2 separate regions of the Homo sapiens genome follow, and region 1 is linked to region 2. A link is a loop called in an ENCODE intact Hi-C map of the cell type or tissue named here. Cell type or tissue: dorsolateral prefrontal cortex. All regions are shown on one strand.

Region 1 (8,000 bases), 110 kb after region 2:
AGTCTGCTCAGCATTCAATAATACTATTTTGTGATTCATCCTCTCTTGGTTGGAGTAGCATGCCAACTCTGGGCAGTGACAGCAGGCATTAGGGCAATACCAGCCTTGTTTACAGAATACTTAAATCAGGAATAAAACGTCAGTCTTCTTTTCACTATCAACATATGCTGGCAATTCTAAACAACATCAGGGATAACATACACCTTTCTGAAAAATACTATTTGATTGGTCTAAGTTCTAAATAATTGCTCTGCTTATTGTTGAGTTTTATAACACATGTAAAATTTAAATTAGCACATTTTGTAACTTGTTTTTTTAATTCATATTTTATTTTAGATACAATGGGAACATGTGTGGATTGTTACTTTCCATGCATGCCCTGCTCCCTTGCTCCACCCTCTAATAGTCTGCAGTGTCTGTTGTTCCCATGTTTACATCCATGTGTGCTCAATGTTTAGCTACCACTTATAAGTGAGAACAGAGTGGTATTTGGTTTTCTATTCCTGCATTAATTCACTTAGGGTTGGCCTCCAGCTCCATGTTGCTGCAAAGGATAAGATTTCATTCTTATGTATGGCTGTTTAGTATTTCGTAGTATATATGTACTATATTTTCTTTACCTAATCCACCATTAATGTGCACCTAAGTTAAGTCCAGGTCTTTGCTATTGTGAATAATGAGGTGCTGAATATGAATGCATTTGTCTTTTTGATATAATGATCTATTTTCCTTTGGGTATAATACCCAGTAGTGGTATTGCTGGGTCGGATGGTAGCTCTGTTTTAAGTTATTTGGGAAATCTCCAAACTGCTTTTCACAGTGGCTGAACTAATTTACATTCCCACCAACAGTGTATAAGCATTCTCTTTTCTCCACAGCTTTGCCAGCACCTGTTGTTTTTTGACTTTTTAAGAATAGCCATCTGACCGATGTAAGATGCTGTCTCATTGTGGTTTTGATTTGCTTTGCTCTGATGATTCATGATGATGAATATTTTTTATATGTTTACTGGCCACTTAAATGTCATCTTTTGAGAAGTTGCTGTTCATGCCATTTGCCCATTTTTTAATAATGTTATTTGTCTTTTCCTTGTTGATTTATTTTGTTGATGTTGATGCTATTCCTTTCTGTTTGTTAGTTTTCCTTCGAATAGTCAAGCCCCTCTGCTGCAGGTCTGCTGGAGTTTGGTGGAAGTCCACTCCAGACTCTGTTTGCCTGGGTATCACCAGCAGAGGCTGCAGAACAGCAAATATTGCTGCCTGTTCCTTCCTCTGGAAGCTTCGTCTCAGGGGCACCCGCCAGATGCCAGCCAGAGCTCTCCTGTATGAGGTGTCTGTTGACCCCTGCTGGAAGGTGTCTCCCAGTCAGGAGGCACGGGGGTCAGGGACCCACTTAAGGAGGCAGTCTGCCCTTAGCAGAGCTTGACTGCTGTGCTGGGAGATCCACTGCTCTCTTCAGAGCTGGCAGGAAGGAATGTTTAAGTCTGCTGAAGCTGCACCCACAGCCGCCCCTTCCCCAAGGTGTTCTGTCCCAGGGAGATGGGCGTTTTATCTGTAAGCCCCTGACTGGGGCTGCTGGCTTTCTTTCAGAGATGTCCGTCCTGCCCAGAGAGGAGGAATCTAAAGACGAAGACTGGCTACAGCAGCTTTGCCAAGCTGTGGTGGGGTACGCCCAGTTTGAACTTCCCAGTGGCTTTGTTTACACTGTGAGGGGAAAACCGCATACTCAAGCCTTGGTAATGGGTAATGGTGGACACTTCTCCCCCAACCAAGCTCGAGCATCCCAAGTTGTCTTCAGACTGCTGTGCTGGCAGCAAGAATTTCAAGCCAGTGGATCTTAGCTTGCTGGGCTCCGTGGGGGTGGGATCTGCTGAGCTAGACCACTTGGCTCCCTGGCTTCAGCCCCCTTTCCAGGGGAGTGAACGGTTCTGTCTCACCAGCGTTCCAGGCACCACTGGGGTATGAAAAAAAACTTCTGCAGCTAGCTTGGTGTCTGCCCAAACAGCTGCCCAGTTTTGTGCTTGAAACCCAGGGCCCTGGTGGCGTAGGCACCCGAGGGAACCTCCTGGTCTGATCTGTGGGTTGTGAAGACCACGGGAAAAGTGTAGTATCTGGGCCAGAATGCACTATTCCTTATGGCACAGTCCCTCAGGACTTCCCTTGGCTAGGGGAGAGAGTTCCCCGACCCCTTGTGCTTCTGGGGTGAGGTGACACCCCACCCTGTTTTGGCTTGCCCTCTGTGGGCTGCACCCACTGTCTAACCAGTCCCAATGAGATGAGCCAGTTACCTCGACTGGAAACGCAGAAGTCACCAGTTTTCTGTGTTGATCTCGCTGGGAGCTGCAGACTGGAGCTGTTCCTATTCAGCCATCTTGCCAGCCACAGAACGTGTACTTTTAAATAGAAATAAACAAATCCGCCTTTTTGAGTTCCATTTTAATTTTGGAGTGCATATACTCTCCTAATTTACTGAAAAGACCCAAGACTCCTACACCCTTGTAGAAAGTACACACAGTGCCTCTGTGAGCTGAGCTTCCATTTTAATTATAACTATATCTGATTATACCATTAAAAGAATATGTACACACACACTAAAATTTTACATCTATGTGCCAAATATATGGAAACAAAGCTTATATTATTTTAATGTGTTTTAATAATTTCCCTTTATGTGTTAAAAATGTTTTAATGACATTCTTTCTCTGGCAAGGAATTCTGTATGTGTGTGTATGTGGTGTGTGTATGTGCCCGTAAGTGTGGTAGATGTGTGTATAGTTTGTGTGTATGTGTGTGGGGTTAGGGTGTATATCGGTACTCAGTTAAATGCATTTTATGTAGCCAAGATTTTGAAAGAAATGTATGGAACGTGTGATTTCAGAAGCTCACCCATCATAAAAGGGAGTGTGTGCACCATGGTGGGGTGAGGGAGGGAGAAGCTTCCGAGTGCAGTGGGGGAGGCAATGACTCAGACCATTCTCCTCTGCGGCAGGTGCAGCTGCGGACCCTCTGAAGAGAGCGCCGTAGGATCCCAATTACAAGAGTCAAGATCACGCATTTTCTCCTTCTAAATCTTCCAGTCTAAGTGCACCTATGTATGGAGAGGAGATGGACCCTTTTATATAGGAAAGTGATTGGTGGACTTTGTAAATGTGTGGAAATGCTAATCTTACCTCCAAGAAACCAGACTGCATCAATAATGGATCTTCAACAGTTACACAGAGATATTCCACTGCTATATTTTGTTTTATTTTAATATATTTTAGCTCCACAATTTTACAAAGACTGACTTTATTTGGAAGACTTTTGTTTAATATATTTTTTAAAATATCAAGAGTTCCCAGATTGGTTTCTTAAATATATCAATAAACTTAATTGTTTTAGGGACTAGTAAAAGAAAAAATAGATCAATATAAAAAAAGTACAGGAAATCATTACATATCACTTATGTTTTATTAATGAAAAATGCTTGCACAACACAAACCAAAGGCAACCCCTTTAATAATAAAAATAGCAATGTATGGAATCTAGTTCAGCAATGAAACCACATTTGTGGAATGTTTCATTTTGTCACAGATACTGGAAAGATTTAACAACTGAGAAGTGGGCTGTGTCAATTTCTACCTGGCCAGAGGGTTATTATGATTTGTAATTCAGGAACGACGGCCAGAGTATTTCACTTTTGTCTCCTACAATGCTGTTATTTGTTAAAAGTTGCTGAACCTTGCTCAGAATCGGCAGAGGGTTATCAAGAAAGCAGCGACCCCTTACCAGGAATTTCCAATAACTGGGAACACTTAACAGGGCAGCTCACCTTCCCTGCAGCGTCTCTCACATCCCGACACGCATATCAATGGCCGGGAAAAGGGCACTGGCGGGTTGGGAGGCCTGCTCTGCTGCCTGCATTGATCAGAGCAGGAGGATTACTGCACTACTGACTGCTAATCAATAGATATTGAGTGCAATCCCCTGCTGTAAATTCAGCCGGGTTAATAAGTGTCCACACAAAACAATGGGCTGAAATACAATCGCCTCATTCAAGGAGCCCAGAGATGTAGGACTGTTTGTTTCAGCAGCTGCCTGTGGGGCAGTGGGAGGGAAGAACTTGGACCTTTACCCGAAATCGGCCTGAAGCAGTCTGAGTTGGCTTAGTGTGCTGTGCTTTAGAGACAGCCTCGTTAGATGGTGTGTTTCTGTGACCCCCAAAGTCTTCATTGGCTACTCTTTCTGTCTGTCTCTCAGATAGAATACTGTTTATGATTTTGTGCCGGAGCCGTGTGGGTCCTGTGCTCCCTGGTATGGAATCCTAGAGTTTCAGACCCTTGCTTGAATATAAAGCATCATCTGCTTAAAAAGAAAAAGGGAAGAAAGGAAAAAAAAAGGAAAGGAAAGGAAGAAGAAAGGAAAGAAGGAAGGAAGGGAGGGAAAAGAAAGAAAGAGAGAGAGAAAAAAAGGAGAGAGAGAAGAAAAAGAAAGAGAGAAAGAAGAAAGAAAAGAAAGAAAGAAAAAGAAAGAAAGAAAGAAAGGGAGAAAAATAAGAAAGGAAGGGAGGAAAGTAAAGAAGACAGCCTATACGTTTTTGTTATGGAGGAAAATGGCAGCAGGCTTGGGCAAATACCATTGAATATTTAATCACACAACCTCTAGGAAAAACAGTGCTGGTGCAACCATACATTTTCTCTGGCAGGGATGAAATTGGAGCTGAAGAATTACAGAGGCGATTTGCATGTTTCTATATCCTTCTGTCTTGTGCTCAGAAAGCCTGTGGTTCCAATTACCAGTAATTCTGACATGGCATACTTAGCTCTGAGACAGAGGCATAGGAACAGCCTCTGTTTTGAATTTCAGTACAGGTAAGGAATACAAAGATTGAAGAGACTTGGAATTTATGTTGTCCATGGTAGGTCTGGATTTTCCTCATGCAGTCCTGATTTGAAGTACCGTATGCTGTGCCATGGAGCGCCGTTCATATTCTTATGCCTGTCTACAATGTATAATAATTTTAGTTTTGTGCATCCCCAACACAACAGCCTTTTCAGGCCCTTGTTGAAGGTAAGTTTCTAAGCATAGATTTTGCAGGTGTGCGGCTTTGAAATTTAAAAAAAAATAAGTCTTTAAAACAAATAATTATATGATAAGAAAGAGAAAGATATGTTCAAGATATTTAAACAGGCAGGATTAACTACCTGCCCTCTAATGCTCATTTTTCCAAAATGCAACATGAAAGATAACGACATCATTTATCAGCTATTAACATTTTCAAATAATAAGTTCAGGCATTTTTAACTTGTAGATTCTTGTTTGCATTTGAGTACTGAATATATCCACTCCTCATTCTGGTTTGGGTTGGCTAGGGTAACCAGAATAAAAAGAAAACACACTGCCCTTCCTTTGTTTATGAGTTCCCCTTCTCCTCTAATGGGTGGTACCGTGACCTTAAGGAGCACGTTTTCAGGTCTCTGTTTCTTCCCCGTTAAAGCCAGGAGTGTTCTGACCTTTTTCTGCTCTAGGTTTATGTGGATTAATTTCTCTCTTATTAATATTTTAACACAGGAATAAAAACAATCTGATTTTATATCAAATTTCAATCCTATGATTTACACTTTTACAATCAAATTATTTTGTTACATGAAAATAACAGACTTTAAGTAGCCTCATGTTTTAGGGGCTTTATAAACTTGCTCAGTGATGACCTCTATCCACGTCTTCTTCATTCTTTTAACTCTGGTGTCTGATTATGTTACCCTGGAGGCTAAGAAGTAAATGGAAGAACAGAGGCAAAGATGCTTTCACAAGTATGGTTTTGATCATTTCTATGCTCAATGTGAGGATAAGGCAATATTTTAAATTCCACATCCCCAAATCAGTATCTCACTTCATTATAGCAATGTTCTATTTGTGTGCAGGGTGTACTCTGGTGGATAAAACACTGAGAGGCCAGTAGAAAGGCTTTCTACTTTCTATTGCTCCTGCAAACGTCCTAAATGAGCAATTTAACTTCCTTCTGCCTGTCTCTTTTACACCAAAATGAAGGTAATAATGTACCCCTTTCTCTTGATTGGGATGTTTTGTGTTCTAAGATAAAAAGATCTTCAATTTTTAAAGTTAATAGTAACCATATATGTATATATTTTATCTAAAATTTGTGTTATGCTCTGGCAATAGAATAAGCTGTTGTAAATCAGGAATATTCTGGAAAATCTTGGTAGAAACACATCTCTAATCTACTGCAAAATGTGCCATGTAGTTTTCCCTTTCAAAGGAAAAATTATTCATTATACACAAGTCTGATGATTTTTTGAAGTTAGTATTCCCTACACGGTCATTATTGAATTTTTAAGTATGCATGAATTTAACAGATAGCTGGTAGTGCTTTATAGCTTTTGAATAAGGTTATAATTCTAGGGTTGTGATTTTGGGTCGTTTTCCTTTTATTTCTCCCAATAAAGGAGGCTTTCATGTCTATAGGGAGCTATCATCTTGACTAATCTACAATGCCAATTCTCTGCTTTTTACTCCAGCAAGAGGCACATGAAATGAGGTTCAGACTCAGTGAAATGGATTCTGAAGTGTAGAAATAGAAAATTGTAATTTTTTAAAAATCTATTTTTTAATTTCTTAGCTATTCTGGATGCATTGTTTCCCATTTATCTTCTGTTTTGTTATCTTTCAATTATAGACAGAGCTGAGGATTTGGAAGTGGAAACAAAGAGAATTTAGAGTATAAAAATAAATAAGGTAATGAGTGACTATGAATAAATCATTTAAGCTCTTAGAACTTCAGGTTATAGCTTATAAAACAGATGTAATATTATCTACTGCAAATAGGTTATTTTCTGAATTAACTGAAATTTTATAAATACTTTACCTCAGAGTGCTTGGTATATTGTATGTGCTCAAATTATCATCATCATCATCTACAGTATACAGAATGACAATGATCCTGACAATGATCCAAATCAAGAAGAAGATAGAAAAGGAAAGGCCAAACAATCTGAAGAGTAAAGCTAAGTGGCTTGAGGAGTCAAGTTTCATTTATTTTCTGTGGCCACCCAGGTCTGCTTATCTGCCTAGAACTACAGTGTCTGAGGAGCATTGATTTGGAATTCAGGGAAGAGAGGGCACATTTGAACATTCTTTTCCTGGGCTAACCATCAATCTACTGGCTGCTCTCTGATGCTAAGGGACAGCATTTTTGGGGGGAGGATTTTTTTTCTACTATTAAATGTCCTTTTATCCCAATCTTTGCTAATACAATCTAGAACTAATTCCTTGCATCTAATTCCTTATTCCACAACCCACACTTGATCTAGTCCCCTTTGCCAAAGGAGTTTAAATAAGATATATTTAGCTAACATATTTGGCATGACTCTCATTAAAGAAATTAGATCAATCTGTGATAAGTGTCTCTTCCAGTCCAAACTTGAGGTCCAACAACACAAGGTGAGCTCCGTTCTGTCTGCCACTCATTCTGACTTTTGGGGCAGGATTTAGCAGAATGTGTAAATCCGCAGGCAGACACTTTAGAAAGGGGATTTGTGTAATCTGCCAGTCCTCAAACTCTGCCTTGTTTCATGCAAGAAATGGTGGGAGATAAGTCCTTGAAGATTAGTCAGGTCTGAGGTACTCCTAGATCAACAGTAAAAGAACTTCTGAGTAAGAGAGAAGTGGTGTTAACACTCCCAAGCTGACTGCTTCTCTTCATTTCCATAAACCAGAGACATTAAGAGAGGAATCAAGAACAACTCTTTGAAATAAAAATGTAGTAATTCAGTAGGAGAAATGGAAGACAAATTTTAGGAAATTTCCCAGAAAATTGAACAAAAGACCAAGAGTTAGAGAATATAAAAGTTAATAAAATTAAAGCCTCAGCCTATAAGATGTACCATCCAAATACTAGGGTTCACAGACAAATCAAAGAAAAAGAAGAGAAGATCTTCAGCGCAATACTTTAAGACCATCTCTCAGAAACAAGGGTGTAAGTTTTGAAATTGAAAGGTCTCA
Region 2 (8,000 bases):
CTTTAAATATGCATGTTGTAATCTCTAAAGCAAGGAGATATGTTTTGCAACCATACCAAACCGGTTTGATCACTATTTTTTTTTTCCAGAGAGAATATCCTGGGGCTGGCAACAGGGAACCAGTGTTATTTAATGGAAAGACTTTCAAGAACTTTGAGCAAGAGGATGTTTAGCGAGGATATGCTTTCCTGAAAACAATATCTATTGGCTCTCCGTCTGTTCTTTAAAACCACAGAGAACTAGCCCATCCTCTTCTCTATTGGGTGATCTCCTAGGTCCATGAAGACTGCTATTGTTTCTAGCTTCTGTTTTTTTCATCCATGCTAAATGTCTCCAGATCTATAAGCTGTCTCTCAAATGCTAGCCTGTTTAATTTTCCCTTACCATCTGGTGGTCAGAACTGAATTTGAATTCTAGGTGCATTTTGGCATAAGCAAGAAAGAATGGACCCAATTTTCTTACATATAAAGTGAGCTGGGAAGGTGGGGTTGGTTTCCTTTTCCTTTAGTCTTAATTATGTAACTTAATTGTAAAAAATGTATCTGTCTTCCAAACACGGTCAGTCATAAAACCTGGGCCTTTTTTTCTAGGACAGAAAAAGTACACTGATTTCTTCTCTTGAAAGCTCAACAGCCTGGAATATTTTAGGCACAAGGACATGAAGGGCTGGGGGAGGAAGGCAAATGAATTTTGTGCTTTATACCAAAGCCAGGCTTTTTCTGGTTTTACTAATGGAAGGTGATTATAGAACATTTTAATGTCAGAAAGGTTTGAAAGCCATTATGCTTCTCCGCAGATCTTAAAGCTCTCCTACTTAATGACTAGTGCCTTGGAAAAGCCAGTGTGCATGCTCTACCTCTCTCTCTCACACACACACATACACACACACCACACTCCAAATATAACAGTAAGAAGCTGATTCTGCTATTATTTGTCATGCCTACAACAACCCCTCTGTGTTGTCGGAGGCGCCGAGCACGTGGTGCATTCTTTAGCAGTACTTAGACACGCTGACATAAGATACAAAGATGATCCAATTACACTTTCTGCAACTGCATCTCATTCTGCTAATGCTTACAAATTAAGGGTGTCTGTCACTGCCTACATGAGCCTGTACAGAGAGCATCTCCAATCTCATGAATTTTAGAGTATGTTCCACAGAAATGCAGAAACCAATTCAACGGCAAGGAGTTGACACACAGCTCATAATCCCTGTCTAGTCAGTATGAAAATCTGTCTGTGCAAGGAATGCAAAATGTAGTCACGCATGGAGTCATGGGATATCAGGAGTGTTATTTTACCAGATCAGAGGTAGTGCTTTACTGACATGAAGTACTTAAAGTGGAATTGCTTTTCTGGGTTGAAACATGTGTATGTGCTCAGCTAATTTCAATCAGCACTGTTTAGTTGTTGTGCTTTGCTTTTTGAAACTTTCTGAAACCAATTACCTTCTCAATTGCTTCCATGATATCTCTTTCAGAGAGTCATGGGTTCTGATTTTGGAGTCAGGAGTTGGGAGCGGCGTTGTAGCTTGTCCGTGAGCTCAGGACCCTGAATTACTCGACTTATATGCCCAGCGTGGGGGCCTCCTCCACTTGCTTGAGTACCTGGCTCCCGAGTCCTTCATCAGTTGACTGTCTAGGTTGGAAATGTTTCCATGATCTGAAAACATCCATTCAGTCTTATCTAATGTATCCTTTCTTCTTTGGGCTAAATGTTAACAGATCCTTCGTTCATTCTTCAAATACAGCTCAGTTCCCAGGGCTTTCTTCTGCACAAATGAGTCAAAAGCGCTGCTGCATCCAACAGTGAGAAAGCAGATGTGTCCCCCTCATTCAGAACACCCAAACTCTCTTACTGTGGCTTAAGGGGCTATAACCTTCTGACTCACCCTTCATACCATAAGCTCATGCAGACTGCAAAGCTAACTAATGCTAACCATCCTTCCTGGTTGTTTTTAAAGCAATTTCTATTAAACCTATTTAGTCCACCTTTAGGCAGTTGCCTTCTGAATTCAGGTTCATACCATTACATTTCCTCCTGCTGCAATGTTATTTTCAGCCTGTCTTTCAAGCCTGTCCAGATTTTTGTGAACGCTGTTACTGAGTTTGCATGCACAAGGTTCCTCTCACAGATGAATCATGCCCAAATTTGACAAGTGTACTTTCTACATCTTCCACTACAATTTCTAAGAAACGAATAGGCTTCTACTGACATTAGTGAGTGGCATAAGCCTGAATGAAATAGACTATGACTCTTGACTGGCTGAATATACAATAAAAGCATAAAACACAAAATGCTTTTCCAACATAGATGCTAGAAATGAGAGTAAAGCTAAAATTCCCCAGCCATACACCCCATGTGGGCTCCAGCACTCTACGTTTAGCTGCCCAGATATCAGCACACATGGCTGTGATGGAGCCAGGAGGTGGGTGCTTCAGTCTTGACTTCCCCACTTTCTATCTTGTGTCCCACCATCTAACTTGTTTTGGGCAAGTCAGTTTTTTTGAGCCTACCTTTCCTCCTCTATGGTGTGTGGGTAGTAACACCAGTCAGACTTAACCTGAAAGTTGTGTGAATGAAAAGCATAATCTGTATGTCAACCCTGAAGATATACGTATGTCAGAAATTACTATAAAGAGATCATCAGCTGGGCACGGTGGCTCACACCTGTAATCCTAGCACTTTGGGAGGCCGAGGCGGGCAGATCACCTGAGGTCAGGAGTTCGAGACCAGCCTGGCCAACAAGATGAAACCCTGTCTCTACTAAAAATACAAAAATTAGCTGGGCGTGGTGGCGGACACCTGTAATCCCAGCTACTCGGGAGGCTGAGGTAGGAGAATTGCTTGAACCCAGGAGGCGGAGGTTGTGGTGAGCCGAGATGGCAGCATTGCACTCCAGCCTGGGGAACAAGAGCAAGACTTCATCTGGAAAAAAAAAAAAAAAGAAAAAAAAAGAGATCATCATTAATTTCCTTTCATCTCATGATGTAGAAACATTTAGATGTTGGGATCCTTCCACATACTTATCTAAGAAAATCTCTGGCTTTTTTTTTTTTTTTTTTTTTTTTTGAGATGGAGTCTCGCTCTTGATGCCCAGGCTGGCGTGCAGTGGCACCATCTGGGCTCATTGCAACCTCTGCCTCCCGGGTTTGAGAAATTCTCCTGCCTCAGTCTCCTGAGTATCTGGGATTACAGGCACCCGCCACCACGCCTGGCTAATTTTTTAAATATTTTTAGTAGAGACAGGGTTTCACCATGTTGACCAAGCTAGCCTCAAACTCCTGACCTCAGGTGATCTACCCACCTTGGCTTCACAAAGTGCTGGGATTACAGGCATGGGCCACTTTTCTATTTGTTTATTTTTGTGTTGGTTTTTCTATTTTTGGTGTTTCTGGATCATGGACTTTGAAAAACTTCCTGGCTTAGCAAATTAGTGTCCTTGTTTCAGTAGCTTCTGCTTGAAGATTTCTGCTGTAGGCAATGAGCCAACTGGCCAGAAAATATCCAGTTATGCTCTGCAGGTTCATGGTGGATGGGGACTTTCACTGTTGTTTAGAGAAACCATTGAGTGGATAACGTTCCAAACAGCAAAATCAAATGGGGATTCTGTACACTCGGGAGTGTCGGCTCTGGACAAATTAGGTTGCACTTGATTGTAAGAAGCCAGGCTTTATTAAAATAGAATATAAATATTAACAGAAACGGACTGCTTCTAATCCCCACTACCGTTGGCCAGGGAGGCCTCTCTTCAGGTTTTCTGAATGGAACTAAATAAGGAGCCCATGTTACCGCGGAAAGGGCACTGTGATTAGGAGCCTTTCATGAGCTTCCATGAACGTCTAGGGCTTGGAAACTTCATTTTCAAAATAAGGCTGTTGGATTAGATGATTTTCCCAACCCCTAACCCTCTGTGTTAATGAATGGACTGACTCTATAATCATGTTCCTTGGACATTTCTATGGAAACACTGAGCCATCATAAGGGAGGCCTTCATTCTGATGTAACAAAGCCAGCTGTGTCCACATGAGAACATTGGCAAGAGTGGGGACATGGAAGCTGTGTTCAGGCCGGTCCACGCTGGGTGACCCATGTGACCTGCTGCTTAGCAATTCCTTGTCACCATCTTCCCTTCTCAGCCTCTTTTTTCATGCTAACAGGCATAAATGAAATGATAAAAGTTTGAGCTCTTCTCGTGGAATTCTCGTGATACAGATATGTGCTACATGTTCATCATCTCGTTGGTCTTCACCATGATAACTGTGGAGTAAGAATTATAAGCAGGTCACAGATTAGGGACTTGAGATTGACAGTTTGGCTTCCCTGTTCTGGGTGGCAAAGCCTGTGGAGTACTCACCTACCTGCTGCATGAAGGCAGCATGGAGGGACTGTGGTGGATTATCTGCAAAGATGGCCAAAATTCTCTCATCCCTGCAGGCACATACAAGGTAAGAACACCTTTACCAGTGGAATGTGATGAAAATGCTGCCCAGACAATTCTAGACAGGGCCTTAAGAGGTCTAGATGCTTCCACATTTGCTTTCTTGGGAGCTCTGAGTTATCATGTGAGAACCACCAGTCTCCCCAACCTGCACCCTAAGCTCATTATCCACAAGGCTGTGCAAAATAATAAATCACTGTTGTTAGGACGCAAAGTTTGGTAGTGGTTTGTTATGTAGTCGTGGATAACTGCAGCAGGGATCTCAGCAACTTTTCTTCTCTGAACTAATGTTTAAAGTCAGGATGTAACATATTGTCTCCATGTGACTTTGTTGAACTAAATAAAGAATGCTAATACCAGATGCGGACCCTGCCTCTTCTGTTCTCTAAGACTAGGCATTGCTCTCTGATCAGAAGAGTCAATCCTGGTGAGTTTAACTTGAGCCTCAGAATCCTACTCAACACAAAGTTCCAGAGAGAAGCGATTATCAATGCCAATACCTTAGAGATGGTACTGGCTGTGGAATCTGTCATCCCTTGACTAGGTGGTCTCTAAGTTCCTTTCCAATTTTAATGTTTTCTGTTCTGATTTATCTTTTGGCATTGTGCAGGTGTCAGGAGAAAAAAATAATGCCAATGTGTCTCTTTAATTCCTTTATCATTAAGTCATAACCTTTCCCAACTCCCAATCCAGTTTTCTTACGTCAATACTTTGGTTTTTGCTTTGTGAAGATGCCAGAATCAGTCAAAACTAAGCTCACTGTCCTTGCTAATATTCTGCCCCAGAGAAGAACTGAAGCTCAGCTCTTCACCCTACAGAAAGCCTGAATTTTGTAAATGTTCTGCTTAGAATGAGGAAGAAAGATGAAGAATGAGGAGGAAGAAGGAAGGAACGAGAGAGAGGTAAAGCCAACAAGCAGAACAGACCTACATTTGCAGCATCTCCAAGTTTCTGCAACAGCATTATGTTGTTGTTATGTTTTGTTTTAATAAAAGCACATACCATTTTTTTTGTTACTCTTATATTCTTTTCATAACAGCTCAGCTAAAGACAGATAATGCTGGAGTCAGCTTTTTCTAAGAATTAGTCTCTTCAAACTGGCCATAGAGATTTGGTAGAAGTCATGGGTTTTAATTGAATTTCTCCTAATGGTCTCCCAGGGATGGAAATATGACTGATACAGGCTTACTTTCCCTCTCCCCTCGGTGAAGCTGTATTGCCTCCCACAGAACAGACCGTTCTTTATGTTCTAACCGGGCTTTTCATAACTCCACTGGAGAGCTGTACAAACCCTAGACTTGGCAACGGCTTTTTTGTTTTCTGAAGCCAGACCAATTCTGGACCCAGTTCCTGCTTTCTAGGAAGAAATAGCACATGCAACCAGCCTCTTCACTGATGAAAAAATACCTCACTCCTTTTTAGACAGCTTCTCGTATTGATAATTTTATAGAAATGTACTGTATAAGTGAAAGTCAGCATTTCCATTACACAACAGCCTGCTAGAGCTGCTTCCAAGGGGCAGAGACTCCTGTCGGCTGTTTGTCCGAGGTGATCTTCCTCCCTTAATCTGTCAGTCTAGACCTTAACAATGTTCCTCAAATACCGGCTCAAGTCCTTCCTTCTCCCAATAACTTTTCTATGGTCTCTGGACCTCCTTAGTCTTCAGTGCCGCTCCTCCTAAGTTTCTGCACCACCTGCCTTCAACACCTAGTCTGTGCTGTAAGCATGAGTTTTCTTGTGGCTTCTTTTTCTCAAGGCAGGCTGGGCGTGGGGAGCTGTCTCTGCAGCATCTTTTGAATATAGATGCCATTTCTCACTTTTCTTTTCTCTGTACCCTCTATAGTCCATTGAAAATACTGGGCAATTGATAAATTCATGCTAAAAAGGACGATGATCAAGGTAGGGCCAAGCTGCATGGATGAGGGAAGAGTTGCCACCCACACTGGGCACCACAGGTTCCCTGCACAAGTCACTTTCCCGTTGTGGATCTAGGTTTCCATCTTGGTTTTTTTTTTTTTCCCTTTTATTTATTTATTTATTTATTGGTCAGATGACTTGATCTTTATGGGCTGCAAGAGTCTGTCCTCCCATAGGGTTCAACCTTGGAAACGGGATGGTGTCATTAGAGTCCATCTGCTCACAGCCCTCCATGGGCAGCGCTCTTTTTGGGGGGCTCTGCTCTCACGTGCTGCCTGTGCTGTGGACACAGGTACACTGCCCGCTTGCACAGATAGTGTCTTTCTGCAGCCTCCCTGTTTACATGCTTCCCCAAGACTGGATTCTGGGGCCAGGATGAGCCATGCCCCCCATCTGGCTCTGACCTCCCCTGCGCCAGCTCTGGGTACTAGAAAGTCGCGGTTCTGCTGCTAGACGTTTTCTTCCTTTCTTTAGGTTGTTGCATGGCATAAGTAAAGTGACAGTTATAGGATACATGCAACTTTTCAGTGACAAAGATCTGTGCAGCATCGACAGTACTGCCTAATGAGGTTTCACCATAATGAAGTATCACAACCAGTTTACAGACCAGAAAACTGAGACACAGGAAGGGGTGGTGACTTGAGCAAGGTGCATCAGCTGGTAAGTGCAGAGCTGCAACTTTGCCTGGTTCCCAAGCCCACATGGTTGCTAAGATATATGCCAAGTCTTTTCTCACTGCATTTTTAAACCCCTGGGAAACATAAGACACCATCTCAGACCTGGGTTGGAGACAGGCGTGGAAGTTCAAGATGTGTACTCGGCTCTTCCAAAAACAACCCGAGAGCTCAATTCTCTTCTTTCCCTGTGCAGCTGCTTCCCAGCACAACTGTCCATCTGTGTTCTATTGTTACATGTTTATTTCTTCCTCATGAGCTTTTACAGTTCCCGCCTTTTATGGGATGTTCTTACTCTGGAAATACAGAATGGATTTACAGGGCTGGCAGAAGTACGCTGTTGGTCATTTTCCCAGTGTTGTCATTATGATATGAGGTGCATGGGGCCAGCCAACAATTGGATTTTATGATCAATTACTACCAGGATGATTGCTAATAGACATGTCGTTAGAAACCAAAGGGAGATATTTCATAGCAACTGTTTCTTGTCTTTGCTTTTCTCCTTTTTTGAACTTGACATAGGCCACCTGAGAGAGCTCCTTAGGCCAGCATGCTTGGGGGGTCTGTTGTGTACAAAGTGCTTTCTCTGGAGTCTCCCTCTAAGGGTCAGGAGTCAGCAGTGACTACTGGAGGATGCTAGACACTGGAGGGTAGATCATGTGTACTGCATCTCGCCACTGCAGGCACAACACGGGCTTAACAGATACAGTTGGTTCAAATTCTGTGTCTGCTCTTTACAGAATTTGTGGTTCTAGACAAGTCTCCTACTTTTCTAAATTCTGTTTCATATCTCTACAATGGAAAAAACACTACTAATCTCAAAAATTTTGTTGAGAAGATTAAACCAGATAGCATGGTTTCTGCAAGGCAGAAATCAAAGAAAGAAACCGTGGTGTCTGCTGCTCAAAGTGATTGAAATGGGGGTGTAGCAAGCCCTTGCTTTACACAGTGAGAGGGAGCACAGCAAT

Evidence for each region. Peaks named below come from ENCODE experiments on the same cell type or tissue, not always from the same donor. Only the 100,000 strongest peaks of a DNase experiment are listed, where the experiment ranks them.
Region 1: a loop joins it to region 2, with 4 times the contacts of the local background. A loop is called at or near these places in 3 of 110 quality-filtered maps.

Annotation. Positions count from the first base shown.
Region 1 is chr2:6,531,747-6,539,746 of GRCh38, reverse strand. No RefSeq gene overlaps it. Among named protein-coding and RNA genes, the nearest start is that of LINC01824, 40 kb to the right of the region's middle. RefSeq lists an enhancer at 718-1,917. In dorsolateral prefrontal cortex, no CTCF peak of the experiment used is centred here; a DNase peak (open chromatin) is centred at 4,078; H3K4me3 peaks cover 819 bases.
Region 2 is chr2:6,646,554-6,654,553 of GRCh38, reverse strand. It overlaps LINC03156 (long intergenic non-protein coding RNA 3156), which reads left to right and starts at 4,035. Exons shown (of 2, transcript NR_110497.1): 1 at 4,035-4,448; 2 at 5,173-5,447. MIR7515 (microRNA 7515) reads right to left here and starts at 4,181; the gene lies at 4,115-4,181. In dorsolateral prefrontal cortex, no CTCF peak of the experiment used is centred here; a DNase peak (open chromatin) is centred at 4,073; H3K27me3 peaks cover 2,155 bases.